Linked DNA regions of Homo sapiens: region 1 is linked to region 2. The links are chromatin loops, found by intact Hi-C in ENCODE. Cell type or tissue: heart left ventricle. All regions are shown on one strand. Each heading gives the region's core, and the rest is flanking DNA. Links, peaks and the distances in the headings are about the cores only. Region 1 overlaps LINC02945 (long intergenic non-protein coding RNA 2945). Region 2 overlaps NEUROG2-AS1 (NEUROG2 and ZGRF1 antisense RNA 1).

Region 1 (9,850 bases), core at 1,009-9,008, 450 kb before region 2:
AGTATTGACATATGCTACAACATGGATGAATCTTGAAAATATAATGCTAAGTGAAACCTAGGCAATACCATTCAGGACATAGGCATGGGCAAGGACTTCATGTCTAAAACACCAAAAGCAATAGCAGCAAAGGCCAAAATTGACAAATGGAAGCTAATTAAACTAAAGAGTTTCTGCACATCAAAAGAAACTACCATCAGAGTGAACAGGCAACCTACAGAATGGGAGAAAATTTTTGCAATCTACCCATCTGACAAAGGGCTAATATCCAGAATCTACAAAGAACTTAAGCAAATTTACAAGAAAAAGTCAAACAACCCCATCAAAAAGTGGGCAAAGGATATGAACAGACACTTCTCAAAAGAAGACATTTATGCAGCCAAAAAACACATGAAAAAATGCTCATCATCACTGGCCATCAGAGAAATGCAAATCAAAACCACAATGAGATACCATCTCATACCAGTTAGAATGGCGATCATTTAAAAGTCAGGAAACAACAGGTGCTGGAGAGGATGTGGAGAAATAGGAACACTTTTACACTGTTGGTGGGACTGTGAACTAGTTCAACCATTGTGGAAGACAGTGTGGCGATTCCTCAGGGATCTAGAACTAGAATTACCATTTGACCCAGCCATCCCATTACTGGATATATACCCAAAGGATTATAAATCATGCTGCTATAAAGACACATGCACACGTATGTTTATTTCGGCACTATTCACAATAGCAAGGACTTGGAACCAACCCAAATGCCCATCAATGATAGACTGGATTAAGAAAATGTGGCACATATACACCATGGAATACCACGCAGCCATAAAAAAGATGAGTTTATGTCCTTTGCAGGGACGTGGATGAAGCTGGAAACCATCATTCTCAGCAAACTATCCCAAGGACAGAAAACCAAACACCACATGTTCTCACTCATAGGTGGGAATTGAACAATGAGAACACTTGGACATAGTAAGGGGAACACCACACACCGGGGCCTATCATGGGGTGGGGGGAGGGGGGAGGGATAGCATTAGGAGATATACCTAATGTATATGACAAGTTAATGGGTGCAGCACACCAACATGGCACATGTATACATATGTAACAAACCTGCGCATTGTGCACATGTACCCTAGAACTTAAAGTATAATAATGAAATTAAAAAATAAAGAAAATATAATGCTAAGTGAAAGAAACCAGACACAAAAGACCACATGTGATTCCACTTATAGGAAATGTCCAGAATGGGCAAATCCTGACACAGAAAGGAAATTATGGAAAGAGAGAATTTGGGACAAACTGCTAATAAATACAGGATCTGGGGGAAGGAGGGAATTGAAAAGTTCTAGAATTAACTAATGGTGATAGTTGCACAACTTGGTGAATCCACTAAAAACCATAAAGTGTACACTTTAAACTGGTGAATTTTATATTGTGCAAGGTATATGTCAATTTTTAAAAATACTCTTGAAAAAGTCAAGCCAGTGAGTACCTTTAGTGAGGTTGGTAATTAAGAAAGAGCTTTCAGCGAGCCCCAGATGGGCTTTGGGGAAGCTGGAGCAGCATTTTTTAAAATGTGGATTGTGGTTATTTGTTTTAAAATAGTTTATTAAGCTGTGTATTTACGCTTTAAGTGCAATTCTGAATGTGTCTTATATTTTATAATAATTTTTAAGAGAGAAAAAGGTGGAGATAGTAAACTGGCATCTATATATTGTTTCCAAAAAGAAATTAAAGTAGTGAAATTAACATGAAATTTCATTTCTTTGGAAATGAGATAAATTAATGTATATTTAAGGTAATGATTTTTATGTATACTACATACATGTATTGGTATCATAAACATATTCTTATATTTCAAATAGGTATCTTAAAAGATGTGTATTGTTGATGAAAGGATTGTTTAAAATTGAAATAAAATCAGAGAAACAAGGATTGGAAACAAATAACACTAACCTCAAAAATTTACGAACAATAAAAAGGTAATTGTATACTTCCCTAAAAAGTAAAAACAATGACAAATTAATTTGTAACTAAATGAACAGTTTTGTGGACCATGAGAAAAAAAATCAGAGAACTAGATAGTTTTATTTCAAAAATATACACTTAAAAATTATCTGCAATATATCCAACTTGTATTCTTTGCCCGCCCACCCACTTTCCTCTTTCCTTTCCCTTCTCTTTCTCCTCCTCCTCCTCTTCTTTCTTCTTTTATTATTTAATACTCAAAGGGTGCCAAAAAGGAAAATAGAATAAAGTAGAATAAAGAAAGCAAAAATAAGGAATGTCAAGAGGAAAACTTTCACTTAATTTTACCATTTCTTGACATTAAGTAATGGGTACACTCATAAAAGTTTCTTGTAAATCAAATTACTTTAAATATTCTGGAAAAGTAATTGCAAAATGTATACCTAATAATAGGGCATTCTTCTTAAAATTGAAGCATTCTATTACAGTTCAAATAAACATTTCTGAAATTTGTACAATTGGGATTATTACTCTATATTTATTTAATTTTCCTAAAGAAGGATAACTTTGGTGATATGTTTACTGGATAGATGTATTATTTTTTCCATAATTGAAAATTTTAGTTTCAATCTTGGAAGGCAATATAAAGTAATAGTTATGAACAGTCATTCTAGAATCAAATATTGTTTTATATTCTGGCCACATTATCAATAAGCTATGTGATTTTTGATAAAGTAATTAACTTATTTGTGCTTCAGTCTCCTTATCTTTAAAAAGAACATAATAATAGTACATACAGCATTGGGTTTTTGTGAGGAATAAATGAAATAAATACGTGTTTGTGTGTGGTTGGGTGTGCAGAGAGAGTTTACAATAAAATTTCAGCACATAATCAGTACTAGTAGAACTAGTGGTAATAATATCTATTACTTCATATACTATGAATCTTTCTCTAAAAAGCCTACCATATCTATGTGTATTAGTCTATTTTCACACTGCTATAAAGAAATATCCAAGACTGGGTAATTTATAAAGGAAAGAGGTTTAATTGACTCACAGTTCCACATGGCTGCAGAGGTCTCCGGAAACTTACAATCATGGCAGAAGCTGAAGGGGAAGCAAGCAACTTCTTTACAAGGCAGCAGGAGAAAGAAGAATGAAGGAGGAACTTCCAAACACTTATAAAACCATCAGATCTCGTGAGCACTCACTCACTATCATGAGAACAGCATGGGGGAAACCACCCCCATGATCCAATCACCTCCCTCCCTCCACACGTGGGGATTACAGGTCCCTCCCTCAACACATGGGGATTACAATTCGAGATGAGATTGGGTGGGGACACAGAGCCAAATCATATCACTATGAAGGGTGTTGTGGGAAGTCAGGGACCCTGAACAGAGGGACCAGCTGGAGCTGAGGCAGAAGAACATAAATTGTGAAGATTTCATGAACATTTATCACTTCCCAAAATTAATACTCTTGTAATTTCTTATGCCTGTCTTTAATCTCTTAATCCCATTATCTTTGTAAGCTGAGAATGTACGTCACCTGAGGATCACTATTGTACAAATTGATTGTAAAATATGTGTGTTTGAACAATATGAAATCAGTGCACCTTAAAAAAAAAACAGAATAACAGTGATTTTCAGGGAACAAGGGAAGACAACCATAAGGTCTGACTGCCTGCAGGGTTGGGCAGAATACAGCCCTATTTTTCTTCTTGCAGGGAGCCTATAAACGGACGTGCGAATAAGAGAAATATCACTGAATTCTTTTCCCAGCAAGTAATAACCCTGGGGAAGGAATGCATTCCTTGGGGGAGGTCTATGAACAGCCGCTCTGGGAGTGTCTGTCTTATGCAGTTGAAATAATGACTGAAATACGCTCTGGTCTCCTGCAGTGCCCTCAGGCTTACTAGGATTGGGAAATTCCAGCCTGGTAAATTCTAGTCAGACCAGTTATCTGCTCTCAAACTCTGTTTCCTGTTAAGATGTTTATCAAGACAATACGTGCATGGCAGGACATAGACCCTCATCAGTATTTCTAATTTTGCCTTTGCCTTGTGATCTTTATTGCCCTTTGAAGTATGTGATCCTTGTGACCTACTCCCTGTTCATACACCCCCTCCCCTTTTAAAATCCCTAATAAAAACTTGCTGGTTTTGTGGCTCGGGGTCATCATCACGGTCCTACCAATATGTGATGTCATCCCCAGAGGCCCAGCTGTAAAATTCCTCTCTTTGTACTCTTTCTCTTTATTTCTCAGACCAGCCAACACTTAGGGAAAATAGAAAAGAACCTATGTTGAAATACTGGGGCTGGTTCCCCCAGTAAATGGGAAAAAAAAATCCTTCTTACCTAAGATCCTTTTTTCCAACCAAAATCCAATCCAAGAAAAAAGTATCCTTTAAATCCAAACTCATTTCCTTAGCTATTAATGCAGTTTATCATAGCTACATATTGAAAGTTACAAATATGCCAGGCTTTGTCCATGTAGAACATCATTTTTTAATCTGTCAGCTTCTGACATTAATAACACTGCAAAAAGAAGGACAGGAAATTACTCCTTTGACTCCTTCATGATAAAAAAAAATTAAAATTTTATCTGATAAAATGAAACACCCAACATAGACCTCTTATTTTATCCCATAATACACACAAAGCAGTAATTTTACTTGAACATTGCTTCCTGATGTGCCTAGTTCTATAGTTAATTCCAAAAGTCCTATATGTTCAAGCAATGCTTCTCGTGTTGATTTTCTCATGTAGGTATGATCTGTTTTACTCACTGAAGCCAGAGTGGGTTTTTTTTTTTTTTAATATCTGATTATGGCACTTAACTGCTTAAAATCCTTCAATGTCCGTACATTGTTTTTGGAATAAGAAGCTAAATCCTGGATACAACCTTCAAGGCCTTACATGATTTAGTCTCAACTTCCTTTTCAGCCTCATTGCTAATTACTGTCTACTTCGATTGCTGAGCCTTGACCCCCAAACCTGCTTCCAGTTCCCTGTATGCTTCTCCTTCATAGCACTTAACACAATTGATGTTAATTATTTGTGCTAAGGGTTTGCCTAATACCACTTACCATACTAGATTGTAAGCTCCATGAAAATAGCAAGTATAAACATCTTACTTGCTATTGTATCCCGGCATCTAATCTGGTACGTGGTGCATACTCAATAAATATTTATACAGCACATGAATACCTAAGGGAGAATCTCATATTTTTATTTCTTTGCATTCCCTCAAGTTAAAACACAAGAAATATTATGATGAATTTAAATGTCAAATAAGACACCTAATACATATACTTAGCCTAGAACTGTGCCAGACTCAGTAATTATTTATTGCTTATTATATATTGAACACATATATCACTTCTTTGCCTTTTGACTAAGATCATGTGTAAGATATATTAAATGATATTATTACTGGTCAATATCTGACTATAAAGTCATAAAACATTTACTAAAAATTGATACTAATATTAAGCCTTCCTGAAATAGTCCTATTGAATTTCCATAAATAAGAGGAAAACTTAAATGAAAGTTTGCTATTTTAACTTCTGTGGCATTTAATCAAAACAATTCAGTAGTAATGTAACTAGAATGGCCCATATAACTGGCTTGGAATGCATGTTTGGTCATATCTTGTATATTTCCATGGAATCACCCTCTCCCCCACTTGTCTGTATTAATAGAAAATCCATTATCTCTCTCTTGAGACCTACCCTTTCCCACTCTTGAGTCCAGTGGCTTACTCACTCTAAACTCCTGGCTGATGGAGAAAACTTCCTGGGCTCAGCAAGGCTGTTGTTTCTTTCATTGCCACTAGATGTCGTTGTTGAAACCTAATATACATTCACAATCTGATGGCGGTGGCATGTCTATCCTCAGCAAAATCCTTTACAGACCCAGACCCTGTATAACTGCACACTTGAGTGTAAATCAGGGCTCTTCAATCTCCTACTCAGATGTCCAGTTTTCTTCTCAAAGCATGAAAATCAGGCTAGGGTGGCTGAGTCTAGAGGGGTTTACAGCCCTGGTAACATATTATGTCAGAACCAACTTACCCCATGACCTGCAAACAAAGGGGCCCCAGTTCAAATATGTCTCCTTGAAATATTTTGTTTATCCATACTGTGTTTGAAATTTCATATAAAAATTTTCACACAGGTCGGGCACAGTGGCTCACGCCTGTAATCCCAGTATTTTGGGAAGCCATGGTGGGCAGATCACTTGTGGTCAGGAGTTTGAGACCAGCCTGGCCAACATGGTGAAACCTCCTCTCTAATAAAAATACAAAAATTTAGTTGGGCATGGTGGCGTGTGCCTGTAATCCCAGCTACTCAAGAGGCTGAGGCAGGAGAATCACTTGAACCCAGGAGGCAGAGGTGGCAGTGAGCCAAGATCACACCACTGTACCCCAGCCTAGGTGACAGAGCCAGACTGTCTCATTAAAAAAATTTTTTTTTAATTTATAAAAATTTTTCACCCAAACAAGCTGTATCTCCAGTTTCTCTTGGATAATACTGCAGTACTGAGCTCCTATCCGGCACAGCAACACCATCTGGGGCTGAATCGCAATAGCATCTCTCACCTCCTCCATATCAGATTGCTCAAGGCAAGCACTTCGCTGCAGTGCCCTCCACTCCACATTCCCTGATGCTGGTTGTTACTTGCCACAGCCAATTGAATGTATGGTGCCTGTTCTAGGCCCTGATGGCTGTGCAAGAGCAAAAATCCAGGGTCCACCTTTTCTCACAGGTTTTCCTATGTAGATCTGTGGCCCTTACCTGCCACTAGATGTGAGTCAAGGACACTTTTGTCCATCAGAGAAGTCTCCAGGACCTTTCCTCCCAAAAGGCTCACTGACCCCCAACCACCCAGTAACAAGCTCTGCAGACAAGACCAGCCACATAATTTGCAAAGCCCAATGCAAATGGAAATTCAGGACCTTTTGTTCAAAAGTCAGGAAAAGAGTGCCAGTAAAAGTACTACTATATTAAATGTTTTCCTTTCTTCCACAGTCTCTCTCTCTTCTCCTGTCATGGTGATTTTTATTTGCTATTTAAAGTTATGCTCCCTCAGGCATGGGAATACTTGCAGGGCAAGTACAGATCTTCACAGGTGCCCAGGAGCCCTGCCTGTGACCCTATGCATGTAGCCCACGACCTCTCTGCATCCACCAAACTGACAGGCTGTGCCCTACTCAGGGGCGGAAAGGTCATTCGCCTCTTCCCACAGTTCCATGGTCCCACTGTCCCAACCCAGAGTGGATGGGCAACCACCACGGAATGGGAACCTCCATGCCATGCATTCAGTGTCTGGATATGGTGGGCCAAAGACTTTCCTGCCAACTCACTCACCAAATGTACCGTGGAGTTACCAGCCTGGGGCAGGGACAGCCACCACCTCGCCCTGCCCTGAGATGCTGTGGGGCACACATCGACCCTGAACCTCCCATATCGGTGTTCAAGCCCCCACTAGGGGAAAAAGGCAATGGCAGAATGCTGCCCATCTCAACCCCAACACCCTTGAGGTGACCACCTCAAGCAGAAGGCACATCAGTTAATGGGGTACAAGCAGAGAGGAAGAGGCAGGGTGAGGCCAGGGTGTGAGGGCATAGGAAGCAGGTAGCCATGAACCCATCCTGGGGAAGTGGGAGGAGGGGGACCGAGAGGGAGCTGAGGCTCCATGTCCCTGGCACATGCTCCATTTTTCCATCGGACTTCACTTATGAAAATACAAATTCTAAAATAAAACTACAAGGAATGTCATGACAGCAACTGCTGAGCATTAAGCCCAGTTATGGGGCCCTTCTGAGCTGGGGATCCTGTGTGACTGCACTGTTCTCACACCCTAAGGCTGGCCCTGTCAGCAGACAGTGGGATCTGAAGAGAAGAAACTTTGAAGCCACAAAAAGTTTTTGTTACACACTTCCTCCAGGGCCATGGGGGCCTAATTACCATATGTTTCAGAACTTAGTGGGGCACTCAAGTGACTCTTCTCTGAAGAAGAAAAGTTGGTTTGATTTATTCTGTGCACCTAGTGTAAAGGTGGCTGGCAGTTTCTTCATGTACATGGTGTCCGACACAGTGGTGGAGCCCTACAACACCACTTTCTCAGTCTACCAGCTCATAGAAAATGCAGGTGAGACCTTTTGCATTGATAATGAAGCTCTCTATGACATCTGCTTCAGAACCCTAAAGTTGCCCACACCCAACTATGGTGACCTGAACCACCTGGTATCTGCCACCATGAGTGGGGTCACCACCTGCCTGCACTTCCCAGGCCAGCTGAATGCTGACCTTGGGAAACTGGCCATAAACATGGTCCCATTCCCCCACCTGCACTTCTTCATGCCTGGCTTTATCCTGCTGACCAGCCGGGGCAGCCAGCAGTACCGGGCCTTGATGGTGGCTGAGCTCACCCAGCAGACGTTTGATGCCAAGACTATGATGACTGCCGGTGCGACCCCTGCAAGGCTGCTACCTAATGGCAGCTGCCATTTTCAGGGGCCACATGTCCCGGAGGGAGGTGGACGAGCAAATGCTTAACAGCGAAAACTAGAACAGCAGCTACTTTGCTGACTGGATCCCCCACAATGTGAAAACAGCTTTCTGTGACATCCCACCTCCAGGGCTAAAAATGTCTGCTGCCTTCACTGGCAACAACATGGCCATCCAGGAGCTGTTCAGGCACATTTCAAAGCAGTTCACTGCCGTGTTCAGGCACAAGGCCTTCTTGCCCTGGTGTATGGGTGAGGACATGGATGAGATGGAATTCACTGAGGCCGAGAGCAACAGGAACAACCTGATGTTTGAGTACCAACAGTACCAGGAGGAGGGAGAGTTTGAGGAGTGGGCCCAGGAGGAGGTGGCCTAGTAGAGCCTTCTGTTAGATAGAAGTGATACGAATTCTTTATTCACTCCCAGTGTGTTCTATGAAAGCTATGTCTCTCTGTGTGTGCACTTCTTGTGTGCTCACCTGTATTAAAACATTTTCATAGTAAAAAAGAAAAAGTTATCTAAGTTATACACGTTTTGCATCACCAAGCACAGTAGTTAGGCAAAGAAAATCCTCTAAGAAATTCACACTTTTTGAAGAGGGTGATTAAATCATTAGTAAGATAAAATAACAGCAACAATAATAAAAGCACTGACACCTTCCCAAGCAACAGTGTTGCCACAGAGGAAAGCAACTGGCAAGTACATTTGTGCTCATTCAGATATGATTACTGCTCTTTGCTTTTAACTGGATTTGGTAGAAAAGAAAACTAATAAAAATACATGTTTTTTTAAGTGTCCAATGAAGAAAAAAAGGAAATATAGCATATTTTATTATGGGAAGTTATCAACTTATATTGGCCAAAATCTTCTGAAGATCACCAAGTAACAGAATAGTAAACCAGTCGGGTTACAACTTAATGAGGAGCCTCAGCTTTTCTTTCCCAGTAGAACACAGACTGATAAGGAGAAGAGATAACTATTTTCTTCCATTGTTTCCCTCCTCTTTTCATCTAAGCACATTACACTGAATATTCTTTTAGATTATATCACCCTGGACTTTACCTTCTCTTTCTTCTTTCGACAGCATGATGTTAGCACATTTGATATCCAGCATATTTCACTATGTTCCTGATTCATAATTATATTATTTGAATTTAATGTTTTGTTGATGTCAACATTGAGATTATCATAGTTTTCATTAAGCATGTTTCATGTTATAGTGTGTTTTGGTCACTGGCTCAGATTATACCAATAAGGATTCTAGAAAAATTACAAAGTATATTAGTTTTATGTGGCATAAATCACTGTGCAAACATTCAATTTTATTTTATAGTCTGTTTATTATTCCATCATTCCCTCCCATGATGT
Region 2 (9,850 bases), core at 1,240-9,239:
GAATTACTTGAAAACTATCATGATTTCCACTTTGCTCTTTGATGTTTGTGTTTTCATATTCTCCCTTTTTAAAGCAAATTCCCAAAATATAAAAGCATCATTTGCCAGTTTCCTCCTCGACTATTTTAGAACAGCTAAATTTCATGTGTTAGAAGTGCAGAAATGAAAATGAAAGAAGAAAAGAGAGACACTTTCAATGTTTCTAGCACACAACACCTGCCTCTCACATATCTTTGGGTTTCTGTCTATCATGAACCTGCAGAATCAGAACCTCATAAAAAGTCTGACCAAGCAAAAATTATGCTAGAAGTGCTTACCTTTGTTGCTGTACACATGAGCGTTAATTTATGGGCAATTATCACTGATACGAAACAAGAAAATACTCTTCTCATAGTCCCCCTAAAAGAAAACACTCTTCTCATAGTCCTCCTAAAAGAAAACCTGCCAAGGATGTGGATGTGTCCAGTCCAGTAGGGACTGAAGGAACATGTGGGAGCAGACACAGAATTTGTTTGTAAATTTGAATAAAATATAAGGACAAGAAAGCTAGGTTCTGAGGAAATGATCAAGACTTTTAAAAACAAATACCTGAATGATAGGAGGAACCTTGGTTTTTCAGTCTTTAGATATCTATATCGCTTCACAGGAGTTGCCTGCAAAGAAATACAAGCCAAAATAGATTAATGTAATGAAAACAAAGGAAAATTTATTTTAGTGTCAGTGGAGATACCTGTCTTTGGACACGTTGCTTTAAACTTTTGGTTTAGCTAGGAAGTGCTGGGTTGATTTAATGATAAAATATATTTGGGGGAAGAACAGAATTGGAATCCAGTTAAGTAGAAGTAGAGACTTAAAGGGAAACTTGGTGAGCCTCATATAACCCCAAATAACAATGAGATCAAGCTGGGTTTGATGCTTAGTGCCAGTGAAACACACAATGGATTTCTTTAGTTGATTGTTAACAGTATTTGGACATCTGACTCTCCAGTTTTTTTATTCTCCCAGGATTTTATGTTTTTATGACTCACTGAAAGGGCACATGTTTTCCTGTGACAAAATCCAAACCTTCTATACTGTCTGTGAGTGATAAGTTAATAATGCATATTTAAGTATATCCTACACAGATGCTTAGTAATGGTAAAATTGTATTAAGGTAAACTACACACTTCCTATTCTGGAAGTTTCCTGCAAAAGGAAAAACTATTCCAACAATGTCAAGAAACTTAGGATTATGTACATATTCAAACATTGCTATAAATCAATTTCTAATCACTAAACGTAAAGCCATCATCGGGTTTATAGAATTTTATTTTTTTTAATGAGGGCTTCTTTGGGCATATGCAGTGATGTATGTCCGATTACTATAAAAAGTACATCTGTAAATGAGAACACGTGGACACAGGGAGGGGAACATCACATACTGGGGCCTGCGGGGGTGGGGGGAAGAGGGCTGGGGGACAAGGGGAGGGAGAGCATTAGGACCAATACCTAATGCATGCAGGGACTTAAAATCTAGATTATGGGTTGATAGGTGCAGCAAACCGCCACAGCACATGTTGAAACAAACCTGCACATTCTGCACACGTATATCCCAGAACTTAAAATGTAAAAAAAAGTATAAAACAATTTTTAAAAGTACATCTGTTAAAAAAAAAAAAAGACGCTCTCTATATACCCTGGAACTCTTAAAAATTTTGGTTGTGTGTTTGTACTGTAGCCTTCAAGAGCTGACTTACACTTGATCACAGAGCATTTCTGAAAATATTTCTCACTGTGAAAAATATCATTTTTAAAAAGAAAAGAAACACCCAAGGACAACCTCATACAATCCAAAGACCAACTGTTCATACTCACAGTTGCCTAGATAACAGAATTGTATTTGTTCAGCATTTTGCTTAGTTTTGCAGGAAAAAGAAAGCAATTTCGATTTGTACTCAGCTTTGCGAAGGCATAACTAATGCCAAATATCCTTAGCTGTACTCTTCTAGCACTCTTTTAACTTAAATAAATTCAAGAGGCACTTGTGTGGTCTAAAAGATTGTCCAGATGAAACGAGGCTGAAATGTTCTGTGAAGGGGGAGGGGAGTGAGTGAATAGCATCAGCCAGGATGGTGACCGAGGGCCGCTCCTGTCCATTGCATGAACTGTCCTAAGGGGTCAAACTGTTCATCTTCAGCCCTTCTTTCAGTGCGGAATCCTACTTTAAGAGAACAAAAGCTCAAAGCAGACAGTTTTCAAGAAATGGGAGCACAATGATTTAAACTCATCCCCAAGCCTCAGAAAGAAAGGGAGCTGAGTGCGTGTAGTGAGAGACAAGTGGAGTAAGGGGAGGGGTGAGAGGGTGGGGATCTTTAGAAAGTCTTTGTTGCTTCTAAGAAGCTTGAACTTTGAGACGACCCAAAAGCCCTAAAGTTTAGGGTAGGTGTTGCTGTGGAGCCATAGGCTACATTCCCTCCACACTTCGACCTCACAAGTTGCGAAAGAGGACAAATGGTCGCCGCGCTAGTCCCTTGCTGTTGCAGGTGACTGTCGGGGGCGCGAAAGAGGGCGCCCTTCCCTGAGAGGACAAAAGCCAAGGTTTGGCTATCCAGCGAGCCTGTCCCCCAATTCACAGTAAACCACCGTCGGCCAAAGGAGATGGCGTGTCTACTCTCTGCTAAAATAACAAGATGAAGTACCTGACAAGGGGGCTTTGTAACCCAAATCCTAATCCTCCGAGTGAGTTCTCAGAAAGATGGAAAGATGGCGGGAAAAAGTTGGTAAATCCTAAACATCTTTTACATCAACGGTCTCTAGTTCTTCGCTGCAGGCTAGAAACGCAGCTTCCAGAGCAGGAGAGCCTGGTATGGAAACAATTAGCTTTCTCCGCAGAGCACCCCTTGCAACGCTAGGATTCGTTATTGATAGTGGTGAGCGCTGGGAATGAGTGTGAATTCGGAGTTTCTGACGGTCCCCTATCCGGGAGCCAAGGAAGCCAAGGAGAAAACAATGTAAATTCGCCCCGATCCCCAGTTACTGCATCCCACATGGTATTCTCGGTCTCCCCCACGTTTTCCCCTTGAATCCTGTCCGGGGAGGATTCGGCTTGAACCTAGCCCTGGAGAGGTCCCGGCCAGGTCACTGAACTGCGCTTCACTGCGCCAGCCCCTCCCCTTCAGTATTTTCATCGCGTCCGAGGAATCGGCATCCACCACAGCAGACAGAAGGCAGGGAAGATCATCCCCCAGGCCCCAAGCCCCACTCTAGAGACCCTGGCCCCAAGCCCGCACGACGTGCTCTGGTGCCTCCAAGCCAAACATTCCGGGATTCGGCTTGACACACAAGGTCAGTCAGCTTGCTAGCGCGGAATCGGCCCCGCAGGTGCTAGGAGGCTCACTTCCTTCTTCGCAGACGCTATACCCTATCCCCACCTGCTCTGGGGAAGGCAAAGCTCCGCAGACTTCTTATCCCTGAGGCAACCCGCTACCCAAATGTCCCTCTTCTTTCCCACGAAGGAAAGAAATTACCGTAGGAGATTTTGCCAATCCATGCCAGCTTTCTGATTGTTTTCTTCAGGTAAGGGGAAAAGAACAGCCAGCGCGTGAATGGAGAGCTGAGGGCCCACTAGGGAGAGAACCTCTTCCCCACCCTTCGGTGCCTGCAAAAAGGGACATTGGCTATCCAGGGGAAAGTGCAAGAAAGAGAGCACTAATCGCTGAACCAGGAGACAAACACGATTACCAGCTCCGAGCCTTGAGTCAGAAAGTCTCATAGACTTTAAGATGTTAATCCCCAGCATAATCCTTCCTTTGGCGTGTAGGAATAGTGCAGCCACAAGAGTTGTTTTGTTATTTATATTGGCGTTTAATAAAACTCAGCCAGTGGTGAATGGGCTGCCCACTCTCCAATGGTAATTAATTCCCTATTTCAGTGACCCAATTGTCCTGGGACAGAGCGGTGGGCCCGTCCCAGTGCCCCGATCCCCCTTTGTGCGGATACACTGCCCTCGTGCTTCAACAGCTATGGAAACTCATTCTTTTGATGTCATTCAAGGAGTTTTCCTTGGGCATCTTCTAAACTTCAAGGACCCTTTTCTTTCTGCGTTTCATGAAAAGCAGTGCGAGCTTGACCACCTCTGTAGAATTTAATGATTTGGTGAAAGGGCCCTTTGGGATTTGTGTAAGGAGTTAGACAGAGAGAAAGGAAATTTGGCAGCCTGCTCCCTCGCAGGGACCGTCCCTAACCTGGAAAACACAGAACTTTGAGAAATGGATAAAGATCTTGAAAGCTGATTTTCCCTCTCCTTTCCCCACTAAGGAAAAAAAAATACCCAAAACAAACAAAACAAAACTTAATTCTCTTCTGGAAATAAATGTATCGTTTATTGTTGCTGATACAAATTAAAAGGGTGATGTTGAGGTAAATAAGTTCGAATCTTTAGCAGAGACTCTTCCTTAATCTGTACCTTTTGGGAAAAGGATATCAGTTTATTACTTTAATTGATTCATTGAATCATTTCTCCTTCCTACATTCAAACTACACTTAATGAACACCCAGTGTATGTCAAACACTGTACTAGGCCCAGGAAACACCGACGCACAAGACGCACATTCCTACCCCCACAGAGCTTACATTCAAAAGGTATTAAAAATCGTTTTAGTGGTCGGGCACGCGGTGGCTCATGCCTGTAATCCCAGCGCGTTGGGAGGCCGAGATCGCTTGAGCTCAGGAGTTTGAGACCAGCCTAGGCAACAGGGCAAATCTGTGTCTCAAAAAAAAAAAAAAAAAAAAAAAATTAGCCAGGCTTGGTGGTACGTGCCTGTAATCCCAGCTACTCGGGAGGCTGAGGTGGGAGAATCACTTGAGCCCGGAAACGGGAGGTTGCAATGAGACGAGATCGCACCACTGCACTCCAGCCTGGGCAATAGAGTGAGACCGTGTCTACAGAAAAAAATTGTTTTATATATCAGAAAAGGATACGTGTATGTAACAATAAAACTGTGTAATGCAATAGTGTTGGGAGACGGGGGTATGGTTTATTTTCAGGGATCTAAAGATATACTTTAGAATCTAAAACATTGGGGGTTGACACTTATTGCTGATTTATCCATTCTTTCTTTCCCCCCGAAGTATTTCTCGAGCGCCTACCGAGTGCCAGGCGCCTAGCGAGGCGCAGCGTTAGCACCAGGCGCGAACCAGACAGCTGTGGCCTGCCTGGTAGAAACGACCCTGCGATAACGCAGTTGCTAGTACAGCTCTCGGCGGAGGAGCCAGGGCCGGGTCTCCAGGCCGGGAGGGGGCGGCCGCGGTGCGCCCGGGCAGCGCTCCCTGCGCAAGTAGTTCTTCTATGTCTTTACACGCACTTCCAAAAAAACTTCGCAAGTCACAGAAACAATTCAGAATTCAACTAAGAAAATACAGAGTGAACCATATGGCCTGGGTGGCTCGAGTCGGCTGCATTTTCCTCCAGACAAAGAAGGGATTGAGGGTTGAAGGAAAGGAGAAAAAAAACCAACTTTCCGGCTGATGAAGCTGTTGTCTGGAGGCAATGATCCCAAATCTGAAGGCTTTATTCCGGCTCCGACGGAGACGTGATATGTCATATGATTAGCATCTTTCATATTTACAAGAGTGGTATGGGCTGCCAATCTTGAGAGAAAGGCGAGAGAAAGAAGGGGGCATATGCTGAAATGGATTTAGCATTTGAAAGAGAGAAAGGAGATCGGATAAATACACTTAAACGAGGATTTAGTTTTACTCCTGTTGAGTTCTAATAGATTGTTGATTGAGATTTTAGGGGCCTGGAACCGAGGTGTCAGCAGTAATTTAAAGAAGGTATTCAGTCCGCCAGCGTCTCTTTTCTCCGTTTCCCCCTTCCACCCCTCCCACCCCTCCCTCATTTACGCCTTCAAGCAGTATGGGGGCGGAGAAGACTTTTAAAACAAAACACAAAACAAGATCTTTTGCGAGAGCGGTGTCCGAGGGAGCCGGAGCGCTGACAGGTGTGCAGGAGGCGCCCCCTACAGCCTGCTGCCCCTCTCGGGGTTACACTCCCTTCCTGCCGCACCTGAGCGTTTTCAGGACGCGCTCTGGTCCTGGAGGGCCGGGCCCGCCCGAGGGCAGCCGATTCACGGCGGGCGCGCTGCGAAGTCGGGGCGCCCCCTGGTGGGGCACGGAGGTCGAGGGGGTATCCTGAGAGCACCGCGGGGCTTCGGGGCCGCGGGGGAGCTCCCAAGACAGCCGGCCACCGGGGGACAGTGGATTTGGGGTCTCCTCGAGGTCGGTCCGGGGACGCCCTCTGGGAAGCTTCACCTGCGGCTCAGGTTACAAACGCACAGTGCCCAGCCACGTCCTCACCTGCAGTTTCAAAAGCCGAAAGAAACAAACACAAAACACCTCCCCTAGGGTTCTGATAGTTGCCAAGTTTAAGAACAACCGGATTTAAGCCCCACGGGTTTCGTTTTCTTTTGTTTTGAGGATTTAGCAAATCAGCTAGAAGTGACGCCAAGACCCAATAGGCTGGGGAAAAGGACTTGGTCTCCAGGCTCAAAAGGACTCAGATGCACTGAGTGGGTACAGACTTTGTGTATTATATCATGTCTGTACAGATGTTTTCTTTACGCACCCAGAGCCACGTTCAGATTCATTCTCCAGACTGCTTGTCGTTCCCCCAGTACATTTTAATTATCATCCGAATTGGTATTTGATGTTCATTTTTAGCTAGATGTCCCGAGTGTAAAACGTTGGGCGGGGACAGAGAGGCGTTCAGCATCATTTGCCTTAGGCCTTAGTTCATGGGTCCAGACACCCAAACTTCTATTTCCGCTCGCCATTTTCATCTGTTTCCCACTTGACTTTACTTGTCCTTAACTTCGTCAACAAATTACTGTGCTTTCCCAAGGATCTAAGGTAACTTAAGGACTTACCATTTTACCACTTTACCTGTTAATTGGAACGAATTTAAGTTGCCCACATTTATCAACAGTAGAGACTAATAATACATTATACAATAGTTTACTACAAAATTTTGGTAGTAAATGTATTTACATATAATTGCTACAATAACAAAATGTCATGCAGACATTAAAATTATATTTCTGATGGATATTTAATTTTTTAATCTCATAATGTTTAGTATGACCCCAGTTTATAGATATTTGTATCTAAATGATTGGACAGACATATAAGCTCATACATCCTAGAGTGAAAAATATATTCATAGTGGTTTTTTTTCCATTGAGTAGTGGTAAGTTAAGTTTTTATCTCTGTGTTTTCTAGGTAAATACTGGAACATTCATAATCAGAAGTTGTTATTTTTTAAAATGCCAGCCTTCTGGAGAATGCCTTTTCTTTTGTAGTCTCTGTCAAACATTGGAAGGAAATTTCAGTTCAGAGATGTCTGAAGTGGGGTAAGTTATATCGTAGAACTCATCCACAGTTAAAATTAAGGCCCCAGGAGTTGAGCCATTTGCACTGACATGGGATACTGTAATTTTAAGACAAACGTTTAAAACTCATTCTTGAACTATCAATGGAAACACTGTTGTAGAGAAGAGGAACATACATTGCAATTTCAGTATTCTTGTTAAATCAAAATTCCTGGGGCTGGACAGAGAAAGGAAAGCTCCTCAATGCTGGATCACATAACTTTTCAGAGAGATGAGACCTCATCATAGGGTTCTGGTGGATTTCTAAAGAAATACTTGATTTTTTTTGTTTGTTTGTTTTTGTTTTTTGAGACAGGGTCTTGCTCTGTCACCCAGGCTGGAGTGCAGTGGCATCATCCCACTCAATGCAACTTCCTCCTTCCAGGTTCAAGCGATTCTCCCACCTCAGCCTCCAGAGTAGCTGTAACTACAGACAGCACCACCACACCCTGCTAATTTTTGTATTTTTAGTAGAGACGGGGTTTCACCATGTTGTCCAGGCTGGACTCGAACTCTTGGGCTCAAGTGATCTGTCTGCTTCAGCTTCCCAAAGTGCTGGGATTACAGGCATGATCCTCTGTGCCCAGCCAGATTAAAAAAAAAAAAAAAAAGTCTCAAAGTAATACATTCCTTTATTTAATAACACTTGCCAGCGGGAAATTCTTTGTGTCTAATCTTTCTTAAATGTGTTTCTTCTTGACCTGCCCTCAGCCATAATTAAAAACTTTCCTTTTTCATTTTGTGCTTGGAAATATAGCATCTATGGCTACTGTTTTAAAAATAATCAGGATTCAGAAAATACTTGATTCTGAGTTTTGCTTTCCTATGTTGTTAGGCTTTTGGCTTTCTCTGTGACAGAAGCCATCTTTATCCTGAAGGACACAACTGTGGGTTTCTATTTAACTGCATTTTTATAGCACCAGTCACCACGCTGAAACTATGTTGTATTATTGTTGGGTGCATGAGACAGCAGGACTGAGAATAAGAGAAAGGAAAGGATTTGCAAGAGGATAATGGCATTCTTCTCAGCAAATTCTCTTTTTCTCCAGGGTTTTTATTTTTGAGGATTTGAGGCTTCATTTTCTCTTGAAGGAAGAAAAAGATTAATCTCACAATACAATAATGTACAGAAAAATCAAGATACCTTTCTAAGGCTATATGGTAAAAGTCTACTAAGAAATTTTGTAAAAACAAAATAGACTAGAAATAAAAAATAAAACTCTATGTCAATATTAACCGAAACCCAAACCCTATTAATATCCTAAGTAGAAGACAGCTTTCACCTTGTTTTGTTTCTTTTTCAAATTTCCCAGCTGGGGAGATTCTAATATGCCACTAAAAGGTGGAGAAAATTATAATTTTATTATCTGCATGAATTTGGTGAGTTCTTTCTTTCTTTATTTGAGACAGGGTCTCGCTTCTGTCATACAGGCTGGAGTGCAATGGCATGATCACGGCTCACTCACTGCAGCCTCGACTTCCCTGGCTCAGGTGATCCTCTCACCTTAGCCTCTTGAGTAGCTGGGACTACAGGAGTGTGCCACCATGCCCAGCTAATTTTTGTATTTTTTGCAGAGACGGGGTCTTGCCATGCTGTCCAAGCTGGTCTCAAACTCGTGAGCTCAAGAGATCTGTCCACCTCAGCCTCCCAAAGTGTTGGGATTACAGGCATGAGCCATCACACCCGGCCTAGTCTTATTCTTATACTTCAAATAATTTGAGTTACATTGGATTTGAGACCAACAATATTCTCAGAAAACAAATGATCAGAGGTTTAAGGAAATTGTATTAGGTTTCAGCGTGTTGTTTCTTAAGATAAATTTCTGGCCACCCAAAAAGTCACATGGTATTTTGATTTCTTCTCTGAGTCTTCCTTTGGCTCTCAGTGTCTTATAAAATTGGCATCAAGAATGTTGTGTTTCCAGCTGGGCATAGTGGCTCATGCCTACAATCTTAGCACTTTGGGAGGCAGAAGCAGGAAGATTAATTGAATCCAAGAGTTCCTGGATGCACTGAACCAGATGGTGCAACTGCACTATGGCCTGAGCAACACAGAGGGACTGTTTCTGAAAAAGGAGTAGTGCCTCATTGAAATAAAAGCCTTTTCCGGCCGGGTGCAGTGGCTCACACCTGTAATCCCAGCACTTTGGGAGGCTGAGGCAGGTGGATCACTTGAGGTCAGGAGTTTGAGACCTGCCTGGCCAACATGGTGAAACCCCATCTCTACTGAAAATACAAAAATTAGCTGGACGTAGTGGCTCTTGCCTGTAATCCCAGCTACTCGGGGGGCTGAGGCAGGAGGATCTCTTGAACCTGGAAGGTGGCCAGGTTGCAGTGAGCCAAGATCATGCCACTGCACTCCAGCTGGGTGGCAGAGTGAGACTCCATCTCAAAAATAAATTAAAAGCCTTTTCCTTCCCTCTCATCCCAAAAATTCAAAGTGC

The links. A loop is a pair of places that touch in the nucleus more often than their neighbours do. Peaks named below come from ENCODE experiments on the same cell type or tissue, not always from the same donor. Only the 100,000 strongest peaks of a DNase experiment are listed, where the experiment ranks them.
Region 1: it touches region 2 in a loop (2.6-fold over the local background); 10 of 110 quality-filtered maps call a loop at or near these places.

Annotation. Positions count from the first base shown.
Region 1 is chr4:112,069,543-112,079,392 of GRCh38, forward strand. The region is part of intron 1 of LINC02945 (long intergenic non-protein coding RNA 2945); the gene reads right to left. It also overlaps the pseudogene TUBB8P3. Among named protein-coding and RNA genes, the nearest start is that of LINC02945, 38 kb to the right of the region's middle. RefSeq lists an enhancer at 7,750-7,799. In heart left ventricle, for the core only: CTCF peaks have their summits at 5,794 (motif pointing right) and 6,002; no DNase peak of the experiment used is centred there.
Region 2 is chr4:112,517,922-112,527,771 of GRCh38, forward strand. It overlaps NEUROG2-AS1 (NEUROG2 and ZGRF1 antisense RNA 1), which reads left to right. Exons shown (of 4, transcript NR_161159.1): 2 at 7,258-7,388. It overlaps LOC124900760 (a long non-coding RNA gene), which reads left to right. Exons shown (of 2, transcript XR_007058231.1): 2 at 1-2,036. Among named protein-coding and RNA genes, the nearest start is that of NEUROG2, 6.7 kb to the left of the region's middle. RefSeq lists enhancers at 3,313-4,453, 3,402-4,101 and silencers at 5,253-5,372, 6,023-6,242. In heart left ventricle, for the core only: CTCF peaks have their summits at 6,136 (motif pointing left) and 6,336; DNase peaks (open chromatin) are centred at 5,250 and 6,140; H3K4me3 peaks cover 1,102 bases; H3K27me3 peaks cover 7,759 bases.